5 separate regions of the Homo sapiens genome follow, and regions 1, 2, 4 and 5 are each linked to region 3. The links are chromatin loops, found by intact Hi-C in ENCODE. Cell type or tissue: heart left ventricle. All regions are shown on one strand.

Region 1 (5,000 bases), 170 kb after region 3:
AAGGTCAAGGTGCCATCTGATTCAGTTCCCCAGTGAGGGCTCTCTTCCTGGCTTTCAGACAGCCAATTTCTTGCTGTGTCCTCACATGACCGCAAGAGAGAGGAAGCAGGCTCTCTGGTGTCTCTTCCTATAACCACTAATCCATCACGAGGGCCCTCAAGATCTCATCTAAACCTAACCTCCCCAGAGACTCCATCTCCAGACACAATCACATTGAGTGGAAGAGATTCAGCATATTAATTTTTGGGGGAGGGGATAACACAATGTAGTTCATAGCATTCTTCTTCCATTCTAATTCATCTTCCTCATGTTGGGTGCCCTGAACAGAGTTCCAGATGCCAGACCCCCACTCTTGTCATCCTAACTTTACAGCATACTTGTCTTCTGACTGATTTGCCCAGAATCCTGCTTTCTGTGATGGAAACTAATGAATTGTGACCCTATCTATGAAAGTGTTATCAACAGAAGCTCGTGGGAGCATGAGGTCCTCTCTTGTGTGCATGCTGGATATTCCTGTGGCTGGTGGCAGGCCAATACAGGAGAACCTGACAACAGGAAACCTTGAAATGAGATTGGCATGCTGGGCAGTGAGAAGGAGAGCTTCAAATAATAAACATCTTAGTGTACCTTAGTATAGTACTCTATACTCTACCTAAGCATAGAGTAGGCCCAGGCTGGGCCCTGGAAAACCTAAGAAAAAGTTAATAGAAAACTAAAAAATTATTTGCATCATCACACCTAGAAACAACTAGAAAACTAGTAACTTTTCATGGTCCATTATAGTCCTTAAGTCAATAATTATTGACTTGTTCTCATACATGATTACATATTCAAAACCAATCCAATGGACATCTCACTTGTAGAGTCATTATTTTCTTCTCTCACCTATTTTAAATGACATGCAATTAAGGTAAAGAATTGCTTCATTGATCTAGCATTTAATAGAACCAATCAATGAAAAGTTAAATGCTAATGGAAAAGAGACCAAATATTTAGTGATAGAGAATGATTTTTCAGATGCATACATCGCACGTCACACTCATGCTCATGCAGTGGATAACCCAAGCTCTACTGAAACTTAGTATGATGATCATGTTAATGTAGATGTTTAATCGCCTTCTTCTTCTTCTTCCTCTTTTTCTTTTTTTTTTTTGTTTAAACAGGGTCTTGCTCTGTCACCCAGGCTGGAGTGCAGTGGTGCAATCACAGCTCACTGCAGCCTAGACCTCCCCGGCTCAGATGATCCTCCCACCTCAGCTTTCTGAGTAGTGGGGACCACAGGTGCGCTCCATCACACCTGGCTTAGATCCTTAATTTACACACTTGCCTTCAAAATTTAAAGTTACTGTAAGCAGAATAAGAGTTCGCCCTGTGCATTGTTTGCAGAATGAGCGAGATCCAGGGGAATCCTTTTTTATGTGATAAAGGAAGCTGGTATGCTGTCACACACAGCAGTGAGCAAATTTCCCTCAAGTTCCCATTGCCTCTGTAATATTCAGAGAAACTCAGAAGACAAAGAATATATTTCAAACTGTTAATGGAGCCCTCAGCACTGCCTTGTGCTTTTTTTAAGCAAAATTATAGATTCACTCACAAAGAACTGTAAACATTTCATCTATGTTTAATTTTTAAAAGTGGTAGATAAGATTATGGCTGTGTATTATACAAACTGCGGCTTGACTGTCACATCCACCAGTCATGGAAACTTCTATAGGTTCTTATGATCTCTCTGGGCCTTGGTGTCTTCACGGATGTCCAATTGGGTTAATACACATCTGCTCCGGCTGTTATGGAATTAGAAATAATAGTGTATGTAGGGGCCCTGCACATGGCCAGCACTCCTTGTATTGTTATTTAGAGAAGTGCTGTGCAAACTGTTTACATTGAAAGGACAGTCACATTCTGAGTTTGATGTTGCTTAAAGGCCTTCTTTCCTGCTGGTGGCTGACTTTCCCTTTTCTTATTGTTCTAAGAATACTTCTCCATTTGGGCCATGTAAATAGTAACAATTGTTTGGTTGTTCCATCAGAAGGGAGAAGCCTTCCTGGAGCCTGGCTGGCAGAGCCCCAGTCTGATCTGTCTAGCAGTCATGGAGCTGGAGACAGGCGCAGTGCTCTTACTTCCTCCTCGAGGAAAAGAACCCCACCAAAATAGATCCTCATCATCTTGCAAACACCACCCAGAATAAATACACAGGAAATGAGGGCAAAATCCCACTGTGGTGGTTATTAAGGCAAATTCTTCCCAAAATATAAAGCTTTTCAGTGTGTAGGAGGGAGTACAGTAGTGGATATTACAGTGCATGAATCATTGTGGTGCTAATTCCAGATTATAAATTGAGTAATATACTATATGCCGAATGGTTCTATTTAGATTGATTAATATTTTATCCAGAGAAGTCTTTCTACATAGCTGCATTTACAAACAAAGATAAATTAGTCAAAAAGCATAAGAACCAAATTGTCCATGGAGTTTAGTGGAAAATTAGTTAGTATCTTGGCATTAAACAAATAATAAACTTCAGCTCTTTTCACATCCATAATGAAGCTTGGAATAAAAAAATACGATGCTGTCTAAACCTTTATAACCCTTAAAAATTAAAGCTAGATGCAAATTAGAAATAAAGATGGGGGACAGGGGACCCCCACCAAAGAAAAACACAGCACTAGAAGACCAGCTACTTGAGCATTAAGATTACAAAATTGCATTAAATTATTGTTAAACCAAATTATTTCTATTCAAGCAAAATAGTGATCTTCATTAATCATAAAATTTACTGTGCTTTCTCCCTTAATTTTCTGATTTTCCTATTGTTCAGACAATGACTAAAGTTGAAGAAAATGCTAATTCGAATCCAAAATTATGGCCAACTCATTAATAATATTATTTGACAAAATTTGAAGGATGTCAGCTTGTATAACTTCTCAGACATGAAAAGCTTCATTTACTTAAAAAATTGTAATGCTTCTTAATTCATAAGAAAATCAGCTTATAAGAAGGCAGCACCCTGGCCTAGTGGAAAATTAGAAATATCTAGAGAAGAAAGGTGTCTCGTGAGCTTTATAGTCCTGTTTCAGAAATGGAAAAGGAGGTGTAATTCCCTTAACAGATATCAAAACTTACTATAAAGCTACTGCAATCAAAGCAGAATGGTACTGATAGAAAAACAGATAGATCAATGGAAAACAATAGAATCCAGAAGTAGGTCTGACTATATCTGAGAGCAGAAATCATTTGGGAAAAGGTGTATAATATTCATTTTGCATATAATACAAAATACATATAATAATGGGGTTGGATAATTGACTATGTATATGCAAGAAAATAGCCTTCAACTCCCATCTTGTAACATAGCCCAAAATAAATTCCTGAATATTAAGGAGCCAAATATGAAATAAGGAAAACTATAGAATATATTTTTAAAAAATTTAGAAAACATTTTATAGCTGTGGAATGAGAAAAGCTTTCTATAGCAAGATAGGGAGCTTAGTTAGGTAAATAACTGAATACATTTTAAAGAAACTATTCATAGTATAGAGTACTGTGTAGCTTATAAAGGAAATAAAGGCAGAGTCAGTTCAATAAAAATGTATAATTTCTGTGTAGTATAAAGCAGAGAACAAATGAGCTTCTAAGAGAAAATATTTACAACACATATAGGACAATGGCTTAATATTTCTAATACACAAAGAGCTCTTACACATTAATTAGAAAACGACAAACGGGAAGAGGCAATTCGCAGCAGAGGAAATGTAAAGGTGCAATAAACATAAGAAAAGATGTTTGAGAAGACATTTATGGTGTTATTTATAGTAACCCAAAACCTGTGTGTGTGAGTAGGAGTGAGGGGGTGTTAAGAAAAAATATGTTCGCTGGATGCGGTGGATCATGCCTGCAATCCCAGCACTTTGGGAGGCTGAGGCAGGCGGATCACCTGAAGTCAGAAGTTTGAGACCAGCCTGCCAACATGATGAAGCCCCTTCTCTACTAAAAATGCACAGACTAGCCAGGCATGGTGGTGCACGCCTGTGGTCCCAGCTACCTGGGAGGCTGAGGCATGAAAATCACTTGAACCTTGGAGGCAGAACTTTCAGTGAGCTGAGATTGTGCCACTGCATTTGTGTTGTAATATCAAGAATAGAGGATGACAAACAATCTAGGTGACAGAAAGAGACTGTCTCAAAAAAATAAAAATAAAAATAAATAAAACCAGAGAGCTGGACCTCCATTTCCAGGTGGAGGCCAGGGAAGCTGCCACAGAGGAATGGCTGTGGTGAGCCAGGCCATATGGTGAGCCTGGCAGAGATTGCCATGGCCCAAGCATGGCACATAAACCACCAGACCTCACAGCATCTGGCAGCATGGGCCATGACATTTGTGGGGACCAGTGGCCAAGGCCCAGATAGGAGGGAACATGTCTCAATATCACTATGGCTACCAAGGTCTACATGCTTCCCATGCTGAACCCCCAGCCCCCAACACACACCAAATTCTTGGCATTACGTTAACCCCTCTGAAATGAGGTACAGCTACAGGGAAAGGGAGGGTATTCCAAATTAACTAAGATTGAGTCTTCACTTAACTAATGACATGGAGCCTCCAACTAGATATTAATTTGAGTTAAAGAAGAATTAAATTTTATTTTTTCCTTATCAAAGTTTGGACTCATAGCAGTTAAATGCATTTTCATATGTTTATATATGGATGATTGAAAAACATTGTTAACAGTAGTCGCCTAGGAGAAAGAGGCTATACAGTTGGAAGGTGAAAGAGAGACTATTGGTTTTACTTCAGGCACTTTCATAATGTTTAAATAGTTAAATAGATACTAGTTAATTAAGTTAATTGACTGAAGTAGTACAAATTGCAAAGACAAAAAATGCAGGTTCAAAATCATTTTGTAGTACAGGATAAAAGTCAAGGCTCAAAATGCCTATTTTGAGTGAATTATTAGTATCTCCAAACATCAATTTACTAATTTATAATGTGAGAAGACTGGG
Region 2 (5,000 bases), 100 kb before region 3:
CAACTGCTCTCCACATGGCAGAAATTCAGGACAGACTTGAAATCAAAGAAGTAGGGGCTAAAGTCTAATGAACTGACATAAAACTTTTTTTAATTGGAACTAAAGAATATTAATTCTCTCACATGATTCCCAAAGTCAGTGTTTTTTTTTTTAATTCTCTCGAAACTTTCATGCATCAAAAGATGGTTCCAACATACAAGCATGGAAATAATTAGTGCTTTTAATTAGTACAACTGGGAAATAAGGCATACCAGCCTTAATAAGGGTCTCCAATGTGGAACACATTAAAGTAAAAACAATTTTTTCCTAATATCAAAGTGCATTCTACCGACTAACAGAAAATGAGTTACTCTGCAAAATGGAGAGTATAATCGGATTCAGAACAAGTTCAAAGTATTAAGAAAGGAGATGCCATGAACTGTGGGACTTGAGAATTAGATCGTCTCAGACGGCCACCAATCTATTTTTCAGAACACACTATCCATATCGTAGGGTTTAACTATTAAACTGTAAATATTCTAAAATACTTCATAATGCCTATTTTGTGAATCAGAATTGAAGATGAAAATGGTCAAATATATTAGAAGCATGCTAAACAGCATTTCAGAACAGTCTAACAGCTGAACGCATACTTGGCAAGAAGAGAGCTGCTGTCACATTACCTCAGACCAACAGTAGCAAGCACATCTGGAATCCTAATGATCCCAGGAGCTTTTGGGCATTTGAAGGACAGCCATCTGGTGCAAAGGAAGTCTGGACAAAGTGTCCCACCCAACAGAAAGAACCTCATTGTGCTGCTATGAAAAGCAGCTGGCCCCACTTCCCTCTGATAATACACCACCTTCTCAACTGGTGAGTGATCAAGAGAAATCCATTATGTGCACAAAGTGCTCACTAGCTGACCTGGATCTAAAACCATGACAACCTGGCAGATAAGACGCAGTCAGAGATATATTTGTGAAATAAATCCCTTTTTGAAAGGGCGTCAGCAAATTCTGCTACCTCTGTCTAACCTTTCAGCAACTGATGTAGATAGTATCAGCCTATGGGCTCTTCTAGGTCTCAATTCTTTATCTGTAAAATTAAGAGATTGGGCTACGCACATTTTACGGCCCTTTTTAGTTCTAACATCCCATCAGCTTGTGATTTTACAGAAAATACTGTAGCGCCAAAAGAATGGATGACCAAAGAACAAGGGATGACAGCAGACATTTGAAGGTGGCCCCTGCATGTTGCTTGATGGCATTGGATCATTGAGGGGACAAGGTTGCACTCAAAGATGACCTCTCATTTGTAAATGTGTCTTATCATCTTGCAAGCAAATTAAGCCAGTGTTATCTTTGCTCTAACCTATCTGCAAATTATGCACAGCATGTTGGGTCTGCCCCACATTAAACACACTGCAGGACTCTCAAGTAGATGAAGGCAGACATGCAGCTTCAGCAGACCATGATGGTGAGGCAGTGGATAAGAGAAATGATTGAAGGTCATGAGAGGGAGGAGAGCATGACAGGGATGGGAAGCGAGGACATCAGGGCACAGAAAGCCCTAGTCAGGAGGGAACTGCAGGCCAGGCGCAGTGGCTCACGCCTGTAATCCCAGCACGTTGGGGGGCCATGATGTGCGGATCACTTGAGGCCAGGAGTTCAAGACCAGCCTGGCCAACATGGTGAAACCCTGTCTTTACCAAAAATACCAAAATTAGACAGGGATGGTGACCGACGCCTATAGTCCCAGCTACTGGGGAGGCTGAGGCAGGAGAATCGCTTGAACCTGGGAGGCAGAGATTGCAGTGAGCTGAGATCACGCCACTGCACTCCAGCCTGGGCGACAGAGTGAGACTCCATCTCAAAAAAAAAAAAAAAAAAAAAAGAGGGAACTGGAGAGTTTAAACACCTACAGGAGGAGGAATTTAGGATAATTGTAAGATCCAATAAATAACCATGTCAGTAGATTTATGGAGGAATGGAGCTAGAGATGTATAGTGAAAGAGTCTAAAAATATAATGTAGGGAAAGGCATTTTGGCCAGTTAAATATTGTTCGGAATCCTGGCTCTGCCGCTGAATATCCTGTATATTCCTGGACTTGTTAAATAATGTATTTTCCTCATCAGCAAATTGGAAATAATGCTATCTCTTACATACAGTAGTTGTGGAAATTAAATGAGATAATGCATGTCAAGTGCTGAAGATACTTATTGGTGCACAGTAGACATTCAAAAATGATATATTAGTTGTCATTATTCCTAGTACTGTTATTCTTGTTAGCTGAATAATGAGAACAAATATTGAAATTCCCCAGAATGGTTGTTTGTGAACAAGTAGAGAGAAAAACGATTACATCAGGCACCAAGATTAAAGGAAGTGTCTTCGAGGTTAGTAGATGATGACAGTGAGGGCAGAGGAAGGGTGGGTGTGGTTGAGCAAAGTTGGCGAAGTTCTTGAAAGTCAAGTTAGTGCCCGCCGAACTCTTGGCTCTGAGCCAGACAAGACTGGAGAAGAAGCCCTTTCTGCTTGAGGGCATCAGAGAAAATGTTTCATCTTTAGTAGAAAATCAAATCTCAATTAAGGCAGCACTTTCCTGAAGATGTTTCTTTTCTTTTTTTCTTTTTTTTTTTTTTTTTTTGAGACAGGGTCCAGTTCTGTCACTCAGACTGGAGTGCAGTGGCATGATCTCGGCTCACTGCAGTCTCAGACTCCCTGGCTCAAGCAATTCGACCACCTAAGCCTCCTGAGTAGCTGGGACTACAGGCATCCACTACCACATCCGGCTATTTTTTATATTTTCTGTAGAGATAGGGTTTCACCATGTTGCCCAGGCTTCTCTTGAACTCCTGAGCTCAAGTGATCTGCTGCCTTGGCCTCCCAAAGTGCTGGGATTGCAGGTGTGGGTCAATGGACCCAGGCTCTGAAGATGTTTTTTTCTTTTTAGAGATGGAGTCTCGCTTTGTTTTCCAGGCTGGTCTCAAACTCTAGGCCTCAGGTGATCCTGCCACCTCGGCCTCCCAAAATGCTGGTGTGAACCACCCTGCCCAGCCCAAAGATGCTTTTGGTCTGATCTATCTGGGGAATGCTGAGCCTCTCCCTCCTCGGAATTTGTAAGAGTGCACACCCAAATGCAGGCTCTACGAAGTCTGTCTTCCTAGATTGAAATCACATGTAGCCAACAAACTTGTTTATTTATTTATTTATTTTTTGAGATGGAGTCTCGCTCTGTCACCCAGGCTGGAGTGCAGTGGGACAATCTCGGCTCGCTGCAAGCTCCGCCTCCCGGGTTCAGGCCATTCTCCTGCCTCAGCCTCCCGAGTAGCTGGGACTACAGGCGCCCGCCACCACACCCGGCTAATTTTTTGTATTTTTAGTAGAGACGGCGTTTCACCGCGTTAGCCAGGATGGTCTCGATCTCCTGACCTCGTGATCCGCCCACCTCGGCCTCCCAAAGTGCTGGGATTACAGGCATGAGCCACCGTGCCCAGCCTTGTTTTATTATATGAAGTTACAATCCTGTGTCACAAGATGGGAGGGCAGAGGGAGGATTTTGAGGAAAGCTTAATGACCGAATGGTGTTTACTGTCAGGAGTCCCAGAGGAAAGGGAGAGAAGGGATTAATGTGGCTAAGTGAGAAACAAGATAGGCCAGAGACAAGTGAGGTTAAAACTGCATGAAGGGATTGAGCAAGTGGAAGCAATGACCAACGTGCTGGTGCTCATGAACCGCAGAGGGAAGAAAGGGAGCAACTAGGAATTTTGAAATTAGGAATAAGGCTGGGCGCGGTGGCTCACGCCTGTAATCCCAGCACTTTGGGAGGCCAAGGTGGGCAGATCACCTGAGGTCAGGAGTTCGAGACCAGCCTGGCCAACGTGGCAAAACCCTGTCTCTACTAAAAAACAAAAAATTAGCCAAGTGTGGTGGCACGTGCCTGTAATCCCAGCTACTCGGGAGGTTCAGGAAGGAGAATCGCTTGAACCTGGGAGGCGGAGGTTGCAGCGAGCTGAGATCGCGCCATTGCACTCCAGCTTGGGCAACAGAGTGAGACTCCGTCTCAAAAAAAAAAAAGAATTAGGAATAAGAGTGAGGGAAATGGGCAACTTGGGCCAGTAGCAGAGCTGTTTTGAACATGGGAAATTTACCCACAGTTGCTTTATAGTCCTTCAGACATTTAGAATTTTAAATTTTTTTAATTTAAATTTAATTTTTTTTTTTTTTAGAAATGGGGTCTTGCTATGTTGCCCAGGCTGGTCTCGAACTCCTGGCCTCAAACAATCCTCCCTCCTTGGCTTCCCCAAGTGTTGGGATTACAGGCGTGAGCCACTGTGCCCATCCTAGAATTTTTTAAATTTTCAAAACAGTAATCTGTCCTTGAGTGTGAACTAGATTGTACTGACAATCTGAATAGATATTTCAACTAATGGTTAAAAAACAAACAAAACACCCAAAACACATCTTAGAATGATTCTCATGTCTTCCAAATAAAAATACTTTAAAATGTTGTCAATACTTTTACCTATTTAGCTTATGCCTTTGGTTATAGAAAATATAGAATCAATGATAATGAATTAATAAGAAAATAAAAATAGATATTTCAACTAATGGTTAAAAAACAAACAAAACACCCAAAACACATCTTAGAATGATTCTCATGTCTTCCAAATAAAAATACTTTAAAATTTTGTCAATACTTTTACCTATTTAGCTTATGCCTTTGGTTATAGAAAATATAGAATCAATGATAATGAATTAATAAGAAAATAAAAAATATATTCCATCTTTAATATACTGATGGTTCAGTTTTATTTCTAAATTGTCTGAGATGGAAGTATATTAAACATAAATGGTGAAAGTATAATGGGGACAATTCATTATGTCCTTTGGAAACATTTTCATTGTAAATTCCAGTTGTATTTATTTTTTATTTATTTATCTATTTATTTATTATTATTTGTTTTAGATGGAGTTTCCCTCTTGTTGCCCAGGCTGGAGTGCAATGGCACGATCTCGGT
Region 3 (5,000 bases):
CCATCCATCCATCCATCCATCCATCCATCCATCCATCCATCCATCTGTCCAACACATATTTACTGAATGACTAACTATGTATTAGGAATTCATCTATGAGCAGAAATTTAGTAGTGGGGAACAAAGATAAAAATCCCTGCTCTCGTGGTGCTTATGGTTTAGTGAGGAGAGCAAGATAAGAAACAAAATAAGCAGAGTAGGTTATGGAGAAAAGAAAATGAGAAAGCAGCATGGGTAGTGCTACAGTTGGTGGAGAGAAGGCTCCTCTGGAAAGATGACTTTGAGTGAAGGCCTGAAGGACCATGGCATGAGCCATGTGGATAACTGGGGAAAAGCTCCCACAGGGTGATGGCAGGGACAAAGACCCTGAGCTACTTTATGGCACATAAAGGCTGATCGATTTGTAACAGCAAATGACACATGACGAGCCTTTGGTTAAGGTAAATATACATCCCCTCTATGTTTAAGATTATTTTCTGCCAGAAGATGCTGAAGCTAAATATTGACCTAATTTTTTTCTATGTATTATGTTCTTCTTTGAAAATAGAGTACTACGTCATTCCAGCCTGATTGGCAGTTTCTCTAATACTGAAAAGGGATGTGCCAACTGCCACCTAGGAAGTTGGTGGTGAAGCAGTCAGTGACTACAATTTGTGATTGCCTATTGACAAATTAAGACTGAAATTGTCATGACTTGACCTCCTGCTGATGTAAATCCTTAATTACCAAGAGTGTCAAGAAAACTCTTTTCAGTGTCCTGCGCCCTTTCTAATGCCCCTTATTAAATATACATAGCTTTGCATTCTTCCATGGGGTCAACACTCAGCATGCCTTGACTTTTAACTGGCACCATTAATCAACGTGATGTTAATCCAGGATGAACAGCTATCACATTAGGGCGAGTGATAAGAACCAACCATGTTGTTTCATGGATGAAGGTAACATTTTCTATGCAGGGTTTAGTCATTCCTTATGAACTTCACTTCCTGCAAAGGTCTCATGAGACCAGTAGCTCATTTCACAAGAGCTATCTTCAAACTCTTTCCTCAGCCTCACTCTTATTACTACAGTACAATAACGGTTGGGCCTTCAACTAAGTGGACATTTGAGATCTTCATATATCTAAGACATTATATCATACTTCACAGCAAGAGACAGTAAGTCTTCATTTAAGGCCAAATTTCTGGTGTTAGTGGAGAATTCAGTTTGAATGCTTTTATTCATGGAGCTAAAATTGCAAACATATTTTATTTTATTTATTAAGAGACAGGGTCTTGCTCTGTCACCCAGGCTGGAGTGCAGTGGCAGGATCATAGCTCACATAGCCTGGAACTCCTGGACCCCCACGTAGCTGGGATTACGGGTGCAAACCATTGTGCATGGCTTAAAATTGCAAACACATTTGTCTTATCATATTTGTAGTCTGTACTTCAGAGCAAACTAGGATAGAAACGAAGGGAAAACTCAGCCATCTTTACGGTGAGCCAACTTAGGGGCCTATCAGACTCTTCAGTTGGTAATGCAAATATCAGTGAGTGATTTTATAATTTCTTTATTTTCTTTTCTTTTTTGAGACAGAGTCGCACTCTGTCCCACAGGCTGGAGTGCAGTGGCACCATTTCAGCTCACTGCAACCTCTGCCACCCAGGTTCAAGTAATTCTCCTGCCTCAGCCTGCTGAGTAGCTGGGATTACAGGCATGAGCCACCAAGCCCGGCCTGATTTTTGTATTTTTAGCAGAGACAGGGTTTCACCATGTTGGCCAGGCTGGTCTCAAACTCCTGGCCTCAATTGATCTGCGCACCTTGACCTCTCAAAGTGCTGGGATTACAGGCATGAGCTGCTGCATCCGGCCTGATTTTATAATTTATTTCTTATGGTGCCTGGCATATTTATGAAAAACTTGTCTTATGTAAATCACACTTCTGGTTCTTCACAGATTCTCTTCCTACCTGTCCCTTCCCTTTTTCCCCAGGAGCGAAGCATTTCTATGTGTGTGTCTGCACGTGTGCGTGAGAGAGAGCGAGAGAGAGAGAGAGAGTGAGAGAGACAGAGAGAGAGAGAAGGGGTAGACAGAGTTCTGAATCAAGACAAGACATGGGTTTCTGTCCCCACCCCACTACATGGTTACTGGCCATGCCCCTCTCCAGCCTTCACTTTGTCTCTCTGTCTCAATTTGCTCATCAGTAAGAGGAGGACACCTTTTTCTTAATAGGGGTTTGGTGGGTATAAAACGAGGTGATATATGTGAAAAACTTAAAATCTATAATGATTAGCACAGCTTTAATACATCGCTCATCACCTGTGCAGGTCTGGAATCAGCTCCTCCGGGTGTTACCCCAGGATGGCTACGCACCATCTTTGGGAAAATCATTTCAAAAATTGTTTCAGTTACTCCACCTGTGCAAGGAGGGTAGGTATTATGCAAATGTGCAGCAACTGTCTGATCACAGCTCACTAAATAGTAGTATTACGGTTTACAGGGGATGTGGAGAGTGTGCCAGGTTTGAAAACGTCAGAGATCCAGAAACCCAACCTCAAGCTGTGCAGAGAGCCTGGGACTAGCCCAATGGTGTCGTAGCCTCCTGTCCCCAGGGGCTGCAGCTGAACCTTGAAGGGGACCCAACCCTTTCCTGGCCGGGGTGTGGACACATTGGCCTTGGGCAGGCGCTCTTAGGGCAGGCGCCAGGGTGGAGTTGGAGCAAGGCTTCTTGGAGAACCCCTCCCTTGGAAATGAATTCCAGTGCCTAACTGCAGATTTCATTCATTTTAACAAAGGACTACTCCTATTCAGTTTGATTAAAATAGAATACAGACTTCTTAGGAATTATCAACATACATACTTGCCACACATTCGCATACGTGAGAAAGAAGTTAGGATTTGTAGTGCAATGCCTGGAAAGCGTGCCCTTCGCCCAGGTATTCCATATCAGGCCTGCTGTCTGCGAAAACGGCATTCAAAATGAAAGACCAGTGCACATCATAGAGAAAATTTTTTAAGCCAAGACATTTCCTTTTTCCAATCTGTGCAAATTTATTGAACGCACTTAAAATAAAGAGCATTTGGCAAAAACTTTTTTATTATGATCTCTTAGTAAATTAATCATCAGTTACTTATTGAAAGTGTGTCTGCTGGTAGTCAAGCAGGGCTAGATAATACCAAAATAATATATTTGAGCAAGCATTTATTGAATAGTAACAGGCACTGTGCTTGGCATTAATGAGATGAAGACATGGATCCTGTCCTCTAAAAGCTTAGAGAGTGGTTCAGGATGGAGTAGGTGGGGCGTAGCAAATAAATGTTTTCAACACATGAATGTTGTGCTGATGAGAAAGCAGAGGCAGTGGGAACCAGAGAGGAGCTTCCAAATCTGGACGTTCAGAGAAGCCTGCCCTGGGGCTTGGGTTGAGTCTCAGAGGATGAATGGGAGTTGGCAAGCAAAATTGACGGAAGGGTGGGGAAGAGTTCTGTGGTTGGGTGAATAGGAAGGGCAACGTCACAGAGACGTGAAATGACATTATGCCTGCAAATAAATACACAAGGAAAGTCTGAGGCAGACTATGGAGGAAGACGAGCTGGGAGAGAAAGGTAGGCAAAATTAGGCCCCAGAAGGCATCTATGCCGTGCTAAGAAATGTGGACTTTGGGTCTATTGGTGGTCAGAAAAGGCTGAGAGAGTGACTTTGAACATAGCCTCATCCGTTGGCTGGGCATGGTGGCTCATGCCTGTAATCCCAGCACTTTGGGAGGCCAAAGAGGACAGATCACTTCAGGCCAGGAGTTCGAGACCAGCCTGGGCAACGTAGCAAGACTCCCATCTCAAAATTTAAAAAATTATAAAAATAAACATAAAAAAATTTAAAAATGAACATAGCCCTGTCCTCAGAGGATCTAGGGATTATTGAGATAAAGCCCATTACACCCTTAAGTGTAAAGGAGTGAATGTCAGAAAGGCCAACACCTAGGAAGGTTGCATTGACCTTAATAGCTGACAAATGGTAGCTTCTGCTTGCAAACATTGCTTACATACAATGTTTGCTAGTAACTGTTCATTAAAGAGTTTAAAAATATTTTTTTTCCCTTTTAAGAAAATGTATTTATTTATTTATTTATTTAGAGACAGGGTCTCACTCTGTTACCCAGGCTGGAGTGCAGCGGTGCGATCTCTGCTCACTGCAACCTCCACCTTCTGGGTTCAAACGATTCTCCTGCCTCAGCCTCCCAAGTAGCTGGGATTACAGGCACGTGCCACCGTGTCTGGCTCATTTTTTTGTATTTTTAGTAGAGACAGGGTTTCACCATGTTGGCCAGGCTGGTCTTGAACTCCTGACCTTAAATGATCCGCCCACCTCGGCCTCCCAAAGGGCTGGGATTATAGACGTGAGCCACAGCACCCAGCCTTTAAATTTAATTTTAATTTTTAATTTTTATTTCTTTTATGAGGGATGGGGTCTTGGGCACTGTCACTCAGGCTGGAGTGTAGTGGTGAAATTATGGCCCACTGCAGTCTTGACCTGCTGGGCTCCTGAGCAACTAGGACTACAGGTGCACACCAACACACCTGGCTAATTTTTCAAATTTTTTGTAGGGTCTCGCTGTGTTGCCCAGGCTTGTCTCAAACTCTTGGCCTCAGGTGATCCTCCTGCCTCAGCTTCCTAAAGTGCTGGGATTACAGGCATTAGCCACTGTGCTTGGCCAACTACTAACCTTTCTTCTCCAAATTCCAGCTCCACATTTCTTTTTTCAATTTTTGAGACAAGGTCTCATTCTGTCACCCAGGCTGGAGTGCAGTGGTGCAATCTGGCTCACTACAACCTCTGTCTCCAGTGCTCAAGTGATACTCCCACTTTGGCCTCCGGAGTAGTTAGGACCACAGGTGTGCATCACCACACCAGGCTAATTTTTGTATTTTTTTTTTTTTTTTTTTTGGTAGAGACAGGGTTTTGCCATGTTGCTCAGGCTGGTCTTGAACTGCCAGGCTCAAGCTATCTGCTCGCCTCA
Region 4 (5,000 bases), 160 kb before region 3:
GATCTGGCACAGTCCCGAAATACCAGCTGTCAAACCAGGAATAGCATGTGAAACGCCTTTTCCTTGGTCTTGGGCAGGGGTTTGTTTTGCAGGCAAAACCACCCCCACTTGCCCTAAAGTGAGCTCTAGTCTCAACTCCTTGGTTTGCTTTGTTGCAACAGCCCCAAACCGAGAGAAGGGAAACACATTCTCTCTCCTGGAGTCTGGCTGGGAAAGTTTGCTCAGTGCCCACACTTATAAAAAGCATTTACTGGGGCCGGGCGCAGTGGCTCACGCCTGTAATCCCAGCACTTTGGGAGGCCAAGGCGGGCGGATCACGAGGTCAAGAGATCGAGACCATCCTGGCTAACATGGTGAAACCCCGTCTCTACTGAAAATAGAAAAATTAGCCAGGCGTGGTGGCGTGCGCCTGTAGTCCCAGTTACTCGGGAGGCTGAGGCAGGAGAATCGCTTGAACCCGGGAGGCGGAGGTTGCAGTGAGCCGAGATCACGCCACTGCACTCCAGCCTGGCAACAGAGCGAGACTCCGTCTCAAAACAAACAAACAAACAAAAACAAAACAAAAACAAAAACAAAAAAAACACTAGTACCTGAAATTGACATGCCAACCTAAAGCAATGTTTAGGCAATTTCAAATCACAGTAACTGGCCCATGTCTGCTTCCTCTTGCAGGGAATCTTCATAGAATGTGACTTTGTTATTGCCAGTGCCACCCGTATGTCATGTCCCACCATTCAACTAGCCTAGCCCAGCCTAGCTCTGCTCCCACCTGGTTCCTTTCCCTCTTGAGAGAGCAAATTTTGCTCAGGCTGCCCAGAAACATCAACCTGCACACAGACTTTTGCATGTTTGTTTTCAAACATTAAATTAAGAAACCTACAACCAGAGACCCTCTCCTACACCCCACCTTATGTGCCTTCCCCATGCCAAGTAACCCCAAATCCTTTGAGGCATCTGCAAAATATAGTACGGTAAGTACGAACCTTTCAAAGGGGGTTTTATAGCTTCTTCTTTCATTCTTCGGGTTGCCCAAGGATATGCAGGTTGGGGATTACTTCTGGAGGCTGGAGGTAGAGCCCAGTTATGGCTGGAATAAGCCTCCCTGCTACATGCCTCTGATAAGCTGGAACTCTGAGATGACATGAGAGCACGAGCCAGAGACGGCTATCCCTGTTCTGTTATGAACCCCACTTTATATCAAGGCAATTTAAGTACAGGAAGGGAGCAAGCTGCAAAGTTCAACACTGGGCCATTTATTCTCCCCATTGCGACATCACTCAGAAAATTACAGTCATCAGTGTCCTAGCTTTATTACACCCCCAGCACGCACACAAGAAATGTAACTTAACTGATTATCCTCACAAATCAGTCCGGAAAAAATTCAAAACACATGCACAGGATTTATTTTCTCAGAGGCTCTGTGGCATGCATTCCGGGAGGAACGTGGCATTCAGGTCGGAGGGTTCTACGCGGAATAGAGAATAGATGCAACCGTATGATTTGTGGTTGGAAAAGAAAGGGAACGTCTGATGTGCTCCTTCCTCCCCTACCCTAATGTTCAGCACTTGGAGACGGATGGTCGGCTAAACTTATCATTTAACCGAGAGAATCAAGTTGTTGAGACTGGCTTTTCTTCCAACCGGATACGTGATGGGTGGAGCAGGCGCCCCCTGTTCTGTCCCAGCAACCTACTAAGACTTCCGAACAGGAAGGTGACACACGGCGGAGGGGTGCTTGAGGGGAGGGGGAGACGGGGGAGCTGTGTGTGACGCGCGCCTGTTAACACTGCACAGGCATTAGGTTGCCCTGTAGCTGCTATTCAAACTCTTGATCTGTTCTTCCTTCCTGTCGCCAGCCTCTTTCTTTGGTCCAGATAGTCCTCCTACTGGGAGGAATCCGGCCCCTTTCCTCATACTCCCTGGTGGCGAAGTGGTCCGAGTAGCCTCCCGAACTGTTTGTAAATGCAACCTAGAGGGCGATCGAGTTCTCTGGGAGAACTTGCTCCATATACGCGTATACGCGGCTTCCCCCACTTGTCTCCTGAGGTTCTATTGGTCCAGGGAATTTCTCTACAACACCTTGTGCAGTCATAGAAAATATAGACGGCTTGATAGGAGATAGGCTAATTACCTCCCCACTCCTCCAAGCGAATTGTCTCACATTTATGTCTCGGTGCTGGGAAAACTGCAGTCAAAACCCTCAAGTAGGAATGACTGACCAGGATGAAAAGTTTGCACTGAAACTAAACGTTTCCCAGTGCATGTGCATTTTAATGCTTCAGAAAAAATTTTTTCACTCTTCTATTTTATTTTTTTATTTCTTTATTTGTCACTCTATAGTCTGATGGACTATAAATGCTAAAACCTGAGAGCTTCACAAAGATATGACTTTTTCCATTTAATTTTAAAAGGCTTATAAATTATTGATATTTCTCAACATATTAGAGAAAATATTTTGAAAAATATTTTTTATAAGGACTTAACCATATTCACTCTTAAGACACTTCTTAAATGTATCAGCTGTAATTGTCATGATTCCCCGGGTATGTTATCTTCCATTGATAACAAGGCAATATAATTGTTTCATATTGTTCAAAGTACCATCAATTTTAGAACAATCCTATGAAGAGTTTAAGTTCCCATACTTTTTGATTCATTGTTTGATGCTCACAGAAACCTTTCCCTGGAACACCCTCAAAAAAGCTCATAGAAATACCAGAAAACATAATTATTATAATTATAGAAAACATAATTATTACTCTAGAGAGAAACTGAATGGATCAGTTTTTGTTGAAGGTTGTCAGCAAAGGCATGTCTTTTTTTTTTTTTTTTTTTACAGAAAATGATGATGACAAATGAGTTTATTCATTATAGCTATTATAGACAAGTCACTGGCAATGGTGGTTATTTAAATGTCTATTTATAGACACAGGTTGTATAGTAATTATTACCTTCCATATTCATAATTGTCAAATTTGACATGCAAAAAGATGTGATACAGTAGATAACTAAGAGAACACTATCTCTAATCATAGTGTTAAAAGTTATTAAAACCCACAAAACTAATTATTTCATTTATCGCAGGGTTTATATTTTTTCCAAGACAGAGGTGATAATATTCTACACCCATTCCTTCTAAAAAGTGAGCCCATAGGAAAATTGACGGGAGGGTAGGAACAAGATTTGGTAGTAAATTTTTTATGTCATTCAGGGGATAAATTAAAGAGAAGCCAGTGGGAATACTTGACATGGGAGGAATGAGAAGCTTTTTTTGTTTGTTTGTTTTTGTTTTTGACATAGAGTTTCACTCTGTTGTCCAGGCTAGAGTACAGTGGTACAGTCACAGCTCACTGCAGCCTCAACCTCCTGGGTTCAAGTAATCCTCCCACCTCGGACTCCTGAGTAGCTGGGACCACAGGCACATGCCACCATGCCTGGTTAATGTTTTTATCTTTTGTAGACACATGGTCTCACTGTGTTGCCCAGGCTGGTCTCAAACTCCTGGGCTCAAATGATCCTCCTGCCTCAGCTTCCCAAAGTGCTGGGATTATAAGTATAAGCCACTGCGCCTCACCTGAGGAATGAGAATCTACATAGCAAGAAACAAACAGATCTTTCTCAGGCTGAAAACTTACCCATCTCCATCTTGGCAATGTTGTCAATGTCTGATTTAGTATAATCCAATCAATGATTAAAAAAACAAAACATCAGCTAGAATGCAATATGATAGGTAAGGAATTGTATGTATGTGACAACTTTATTTTTGGTTCTCAGGATTGACCTGGAAAATGGTGTCCACAGAACTTTACATAAGATTATGAAAAATGATACATTGGTCTGGACAGAAGAGTAAATTGGAAAAATTTGTAAGTCAATATTTAATACTATTGGTAAACTCAAGAGGACTGTGGTGGCCAGGTGCAGGGGCTCACACCTCTAATCCCAGCACTTTGGGAGGTTGAAGCAGGAGGATCACTTGAGCTCAGGAGTTTGAGACCAGCCTGGGCAACATAGTGAGACCCTGTCTCTACAAAAAATACAAAAATTATCCATACATGGTGGCACGCCTGTAGTCCCAGCTACATGGGAGGCTAAGGTGGGAGAATCGCTTGAGCCCAGGGTGTTGGAGGTTTCAGTGAGCCAAGATCTTGCCACTGCACTCTCGCCGGGGCAACAAAGTGAGATCCTATCTCAAAAAAAAAAAAAAAAGGACTCTGGCCTTATATTTTTGGCATGCCTTTACTGTTAGGCATTTGCATTTTAAAAGGCCACTTGTCAACTCAAAAAATTTAATTTGCAATGATAAAATGTCAAGCATTCAAACAAGAAACAGGTCTGAGAGCTTTGGGGTGAGAGGCCTCCCGCAATATCTGGCCTGGTCGGCCTCCTCTCCATTCTCTCCAAGGTAAAACTACGTGGGCATCTACTTCCCCCACAAGTCCAGCAGCCAGAATCCTTCCTAAGACACACATATTAAAGGTGTAACTGACACGAAGGCAATATAAAGGGCTCTCTTTCACCCCCACTTTATTTACAAAGGGCCAATAGTAAATAAGGAGTCTGGATTTCTGGTGGACATCTTTTGTCAAACTAAAGTGAAACCTGAAAGCTTTGATTTGCTCAGTATAAATCTCTCTCCAAGTCTCTCCCGTTTGTTTTCTTTCTTTCTTTTTCTTTTTTTGAGACGGAGGAGTCTTACTCTGTCGCCCAGACTGGAGTGCAGTGGCGTGATCTCAGCTCACTGCACCCTCTGCTTCCCTGGTTCAAGCAATTCTCCCGCCTCAGCCTCCTGAGTAGCTGGGATTACAGGCACGTGCCACTACTCCCAGTTAATTTGAGTACTTTTAGTAGAGATGGGGATTCACCATGTTGATCAGACTGGTCTCGGATTCCTGACCTCAAGTGATCCACCTGCCTCAGCCTCCCAAAGTGCTGGGATTACAGGCATAAGCCACCATGCCCGGCCCAAGTCTCTCCCATTTCTGAGCCTATAATCAATCT
Region 5 (5,000 bases), 140 kb after region 3:
AGGAGTATTGTTCTCAAAGATCCAAATTTGCTGAAATCTATTCTAAGTACTCCTGAATTAAAAAAAGATCGTATTACAATTAGTGTACCTTTAAAAAAAGAAATTCCCTGTCTATCTGTATATAGCTCCTCTGATTCCTGAGTTCTACTCCTTATAGTTATACAATTATGTGGAAATTATTTCATGTTAACTTCTGTATTCCAACATCATTTTTAAGAAGGAGGTTAGTAAAGGTGCCCACTAGACAAACTTCTGCAATAGGAAAAGAGCACTGGGATAGACAAGTAAAACAACAGAATAGAAGCAACGGGAAACAATGTCCATAAGCAATTCAAGCTGGGAGTGATAAGCCTACCTGTGAAGTCAGGAGATGAAGTTTGAGGAAGAAGCAACAAGAAACATTGATTCCTCTCTACCTATTGCAAATGGTCTTGGGGCTCCTAAGCATAAATGTTACTTTTCCCTGCAGTGAGCCTGTATGAAGCTCTCAGATAATCACTTCAAATTGCTCTTTCAATTCACAAGCCTGCAGCATTCTGAAATATTTCCAGACATTATTTGCACCTATATAAGGATAGCAGATACTTATCCAGTGCCTACCTGGTGCTATTGTAGGTCGATTTGGGATTTGATTCAAGGATTCTGGCTCCATACTCTGCTCTATCCACTACACTGAACTGCCTCTCCATGAGAAACTATTTTAATAAGTCCCCCAGTTAGAAGAACTCATCCATCTGCAACTCACACTGGTGCGAAAGTTGAGCAGCAAATCAGATCAGGAAGTGCCATCTCCACCACCAACAAGGGGCCCTAGAGTCACCAGCACCAGTCCCTGCCTAACTGAAACCTAGAACTTGAGAAAGAAATTCACAGATATGGCTCATTGCAAGGGTGAAGGGAGGATGGTAGGAAGAGTGAGACGTCAGAGCTCTTTTTGAGTGGGGGGAGGAAGGCCGCCCCCATGCCTGGGAGGTGGATGGAACTGTAGAAGAGGAATCTTGAGATGGGTAGAGTTCAAATGGGTGAGAGCTTTAACTTACCCTCTCCTAGTTTAGGAAGTGCTCCTAAACGTGTCCCCAGTTTCCAAAATAGGGATAGTTGCTTTGAGCTGCTGACTGGTGGTTTTGCTTTGTGGACATGGAGAGGAGAGGATGGCCAGGAAAGGGAGATTCTTCCCACCCCTTTGCTTCCGTGGTTCCCATGCACCTATAGGGTGGACTAAGACTCCGTACCTGGAAGATGTTTCAATCGTGAGAGAAGGGCAGGTAAAAGGAAGAGCACAGACCAGAATGACGTAACATTCTGCCTGCACCCACAGGTCAGAGCAGCTTTCTGTGAACTTGAATGTGATTGTGAGTCACCTGGGGATCTTGTTAAAATGCAGATTCTGGTTCAGCATATCTGGGGTAGGGCCTGACACTCTGCATTTTTAACAAGCTCCCTGGTGCGGCTGATCCTAGGGTCTATGTATAGACCATGCTTTCAGTAGCAAGGAGTTAGAGGACACGCCAGCTGGAAGGCAGAGGGATCTTATACACCTGGGTTAGGCATATATTTTCATTACTGTTTGCTGCATATTCCTGAGAGGACAGAATGTGGGGTGACTGTCCTTCAGTCTTTGATCTCCCCGCTGCACAGTTTGAATTAAGGCAGATAGCACTTTCATCTGGCCCTAGGGGCATCTGTCGGGGCCCTGGGACAGTTACCTGTACTTTTTGTCAACATTAATGCTGTCCTCCATTTCTGTGAATTGTGGAGAATATGGTCTTTTAAAGGATGCTAGAGGCAAAGCTAAAAGGACAATGCTAGAACTAGTCATTTTTTTTTTTTTTTGTCTCATTGCCCCAGAAGGTCAGGAAACTTGAGCAACAGTGTGAACAAGTCCACAGCTCCAGTTTCCCCAGGGCTACCAGGGGAAACACTCGAGGCTGTTCACCCTTAGCTAGCTTAAGCTCTGGTGAGGGGAATCATGTATGAATTTCACCTCCTTAAAACATCAGTGAAGGCGGTCGTTATTTGGATCGTCCAAACTGTTTCCATGAGGAATGGAATGGAATCAGGAAACCTAAATTTAGATTAGGTGCAATGAAACTGTCTTCCTGAGACAGAAAAAGTAATTATAGAAAGGCATTTCAAAGAAAAGTCTTGCTAATGTTTCTCGGGACCTTCCTCAGGGACAGATTACGGGGAGTGGAACCTGCCTGGATAGCCCATTACTTTTTTTTCCCAAGGCAGCCCCATGACCTGCTAGCTACCACAGGGAGCCAAGACAATGAGTGGAATCAGGCCGTGCGTGGGGCCAAGATAAACTGTGCTAATGTCCTGACCGTTCTGGATGGCTTAAGGCCTGGCTGCCGCCTCTGTGAGCACTGACGCCCTATACTCTGCCCCGTCTTCCTGGCCAGATAAGTCTCTCCCACATGTGACCACCCCCAAGACCACAACTAGCAAGACAGAAGCCATGCGTTATTTTACTAAATAACAACATTCTTGGAAAATTTCCCATATCTTATTTTCCCTTCAAAAAAATTTTTTGAACATGGCTCAAAACTCAAAACTGGCCAGGTGCAGTGGCTCACGCCTGTAATCCCAACACTTTGGGAGGCCAAGGTGGACAGATCACCTGAGGTCAGGAGTTGGAGACCAGCCTGATTAACATGGGAAAACCCTGTCTCTGCTACTAAAAATACAAAAATTAGCTGGGCATGGTGGCATGGTGGCATGGTGGTGCACACCTGTAATCCCAGCTACACAGTAGGCTGAGGCAAGAGAATCACTTGAACCCAGGAAGTGGAGGTTGCAGTGGGCTGAGATTGCACCACTGTACTCCAACCTGGGTAACAGAGTAAGACTCTGTCTTAAAAAAAAAAAGAAAAAAAGAAAAATCAAAACTCTCTAAGGCCGGGCGTGGTGGCTCACGCCTGTAATCTCAGCACTTTGGGAGGCCGAGGCAGGAGGATCACTTAAGGTCATGAGTTCAAGACCAGCCTGGCCAACATAATGAAACCCCATCTCTACTAAAAATACAAAAATTAGCTGGCTGTGGTGGCATGCACCTATAGTCTAAGCTACTCGGGAGGCTGAGACAGGAGAGTCGTTTGAACCCTGGAGGTGGAGGTTGCAGTGAGCTGAAATCATGCCACTGCACTCTAGTCTGGGCAACAGAGCAAGACTCTAAAAAAAAATAATAAAAATAAAAATCTGTCTAAGAAGGTACACTGGGACATTTTGCCCTTCTCTGTTCTATCCACCAAATTCCTCCTTTGCCCACTCTACATTATTATTTGAGTTTCTGTTTATCTTTACACTATTTTGTTATACACATATGAATATTCTTCTATTTCTCTCTTATACAAAAGATATGGTTTTTCTGTTCCACACCTTGCCTTTCTTTTCACTTAATATATCATAGAGCTTTCTCCATGTCCATATGTGACATCCTTCTCACTCTTTTTGACAGCTGCAGATTATTCTAATACCTGAATGTATTAGATTTTATGCAACCAGTCTCCTAGTTGTTGGACTCTTGAGTAGTTTTCAGTCTCTTTTATTGCAAACAATGCTGCCAGAAGCATCCTTTTTCATGTGCTATTTTTTATGTGTACAGGTGTAACTAATGGCTAGATACTGAGACATGATGTTGGGGGATTAAAGGGTAAATGCATCTGTAATGTTGATAGCTATTGCCAGTCTCTCTTCCTGGAACGTTGTAGCATTTTATTCCCCCACCAATAAATGTTTGAGGGTACCTGTTCCTACACAGCCTTGCCCAAGGAAGTGTATCACACTTCTGGATTTTGCCAATCCAGCAGATGACAAGTGTTTTCTTAGTGTGGTTTTAATATTTGATTTCTTTTTTTTTCTTTTTTCTTTTTTCTTTTTTTCTTTTTTTTTTTTTTGAGACAGGGTCTCTCTCTGTTGCCCAGGCTGGAGTGCAGTGGCACTGTCTTGGCTCACTGCAAACTCAACCTCCCAGGTTCAAATGATTCTCATGCCTCAGCCTCCCCAGTAGCTGAGATTACAGGCCTTGTATGTGTGCCACCATGGCCAGCTAATTTTTGTATTTTTAGTAGAGATGGGGTTTCACCATGCTGGCCTGTCTGGTCTCGAACTCCCGGCCTCAAATGATCCGCCCACCTCAGCCTCCCAAAGTGCTGGGATTATAGGGGTGAGCCACCATGCCAGCCTGATTTCTTATCATGAGTAAAACAGAATATTGTCATACCTTTAAGGGCCATTTGTGAACTTTTGTGTCATGTCCTTTCCCCATTCCTATTACTGTAGGTTTTAAAAATCTTGATTTCTGGGAGCTATTAGGTACTTAGGAGATCAGCGTTTGTTTACAAATTGCAATGTTTTGACTAGTTTTTCTTTTGTCTTTGGATTTTGTCTGTGTTTGTGTTTTTGTTGTTGTTGTTTGCCATGTTTAAGGTTTTTCTTTTTATGCATTTGATTTAATCATTATTTTCTCTTTAGGTTTTGAAAGTGGAATGATAGGTAGATAGATCTTCCCAACTGTAGTTCTATAATAAAATGTATCTATATTTTCTTAAATATTTATTTGATTTTATTTTTTCCATTTAAATTTTTTATCCATTTGGTATTTATCGTGATGTATGTTATGAACTATGGATCCAGCATTGCCTTTTACTCAATTGTCTTCATGCAATTTATTAAAGATGATTTGAGATGCCATCTTTTCCAGTTCAATTTCCTACATGTGTTTGTCCCTGTTTTTGGAATTTCTACTCTGTCCACTGGTGTCTCCATTCATAGGTCAATATTAAAGTGTTTTAATCAATGAAGTCTTATATGCAATATCTGGAGATTTTCAAGGTTTGTTGGCTATTCTTGCTTGGATTTTGTTAGCTTCATTAAGTAGAATGAACATTGTAATGATGTTGAGTCTTTGCATTAAGAAACATGAGATACATTGTTTCATTTGTCTAAGTATACTTTTCTTCTCCTTCAACAGTATTTTAAAGTTTTTCTTAGGTACA

What was found. Peaks named below come from ENCODE experiments on the same cell type or tissue, not always from the same donor. Only the 100,000 strongest peaks of a DNase experiment are listed, where the experiment ranks them.
Region 1: a loop joins it to region 3, with 3 times the contacts of the local background. A loop is called at or near these places in 7 of 110 quality-filtered maps.
Region 2: it touches region 3 in a loop (1.9-fold over the local background); 7 of 110 quality-filtered maps call a loop at or near these places.
Region 4: it touches region 3 in a loop (15-fold over the local background); 21 of 110 quality-filtered maps call a loop at or near these places.
Region 5: it touches region 3 in a loop (1.9-fold over the local background); 3 of 110 quality-filtered maps call a loop at or near these places.

The regions. Positions count from the first base shown.
Region 1 is chr6:134,511,043-134,516,042 of GRCh38, forward strand. No RefSeq gene overlaps it. Among named protein-coding and RNA genes, the nearest start is that of LINC03002, 26 kb to the right of the region's middle. In heart left ventricle, no CTCF peak of the experiment used is centred here; a DNase peak (open chromatin) is centred at 2,079; H3K27ac peaks cover 734 bases.
Region 2 is chr6:134,238,442-134,243,441 of GRCh38, forward strand. All of the region lies in intron 2 of SGK1 (serum/glucocorticoid regulated kinase 1), which reads right to left. Among named protein-coding and RNA genes, the nearest start is that of SGK1, 77 kb to the right of the region's middle. RefSeq lists enhancers at 2,411-2,470, 2,511-2,560. In heart left ventricle, no CTCF peak of the experiment used is centred here; a DNase peak (open chromatin) is centred at 2,460; H3K27ac peaks cover 991 bases.
Region 3 is chr6:134,339,772-134,344,771 of GRCh38, forward strand. All of the region lies in intron 1 of LOC105378009 (a long non-coding RNA gene), which reads right to left. Among named protein-coding and RNA genes, the nearest start is that of SGK1, 24 kb to the left of the region's middle. In heart left ventricle, no CTCF peak of the experiment used is centred here; DNase peaks (open chromatin) are centred at 2,640 and 3,420; H3K4me3 peaks cover 381 bases; H3K27ac peaks cover 2,896 bases.
Region 4 is chr6:134,176,680-134,181,679 of GRCh38, forward strand. The region is part of intron 3 of SGK1 (serum/glucocorticoid regulated kinase 1); the gene reads right to left. Among named protein-coding and RNA genes, the nearest start is that of SLC2A12, 130 kb to the left of the region's middle. In heart left ventricle, CTCF peaks have their summits at 1,966 and 2,166; a DNase peak (open chromatin) is centred at 1,732; H3K4me3 peaks cover 1,858 bases; H3K27ac peaks cover 2,685 bases.
Region 5 is chr6:134,480,839-134,485,838 of GRCh38, forward strand. All of the region lies in intron 2 of LINC01010 (long intergenic non-protein coding RNA 1010), which reads left to right. Among named protein-coding and RNA genes, the nearest start is that of CT69, 4.4 kb to the left of the region's middle. In heart left ventricle, no CTCF peak of the experiment used is centred here; a DNase peak (open chromatin) is centred at 2,313; H3K27ac peaks cover 1,138 bases.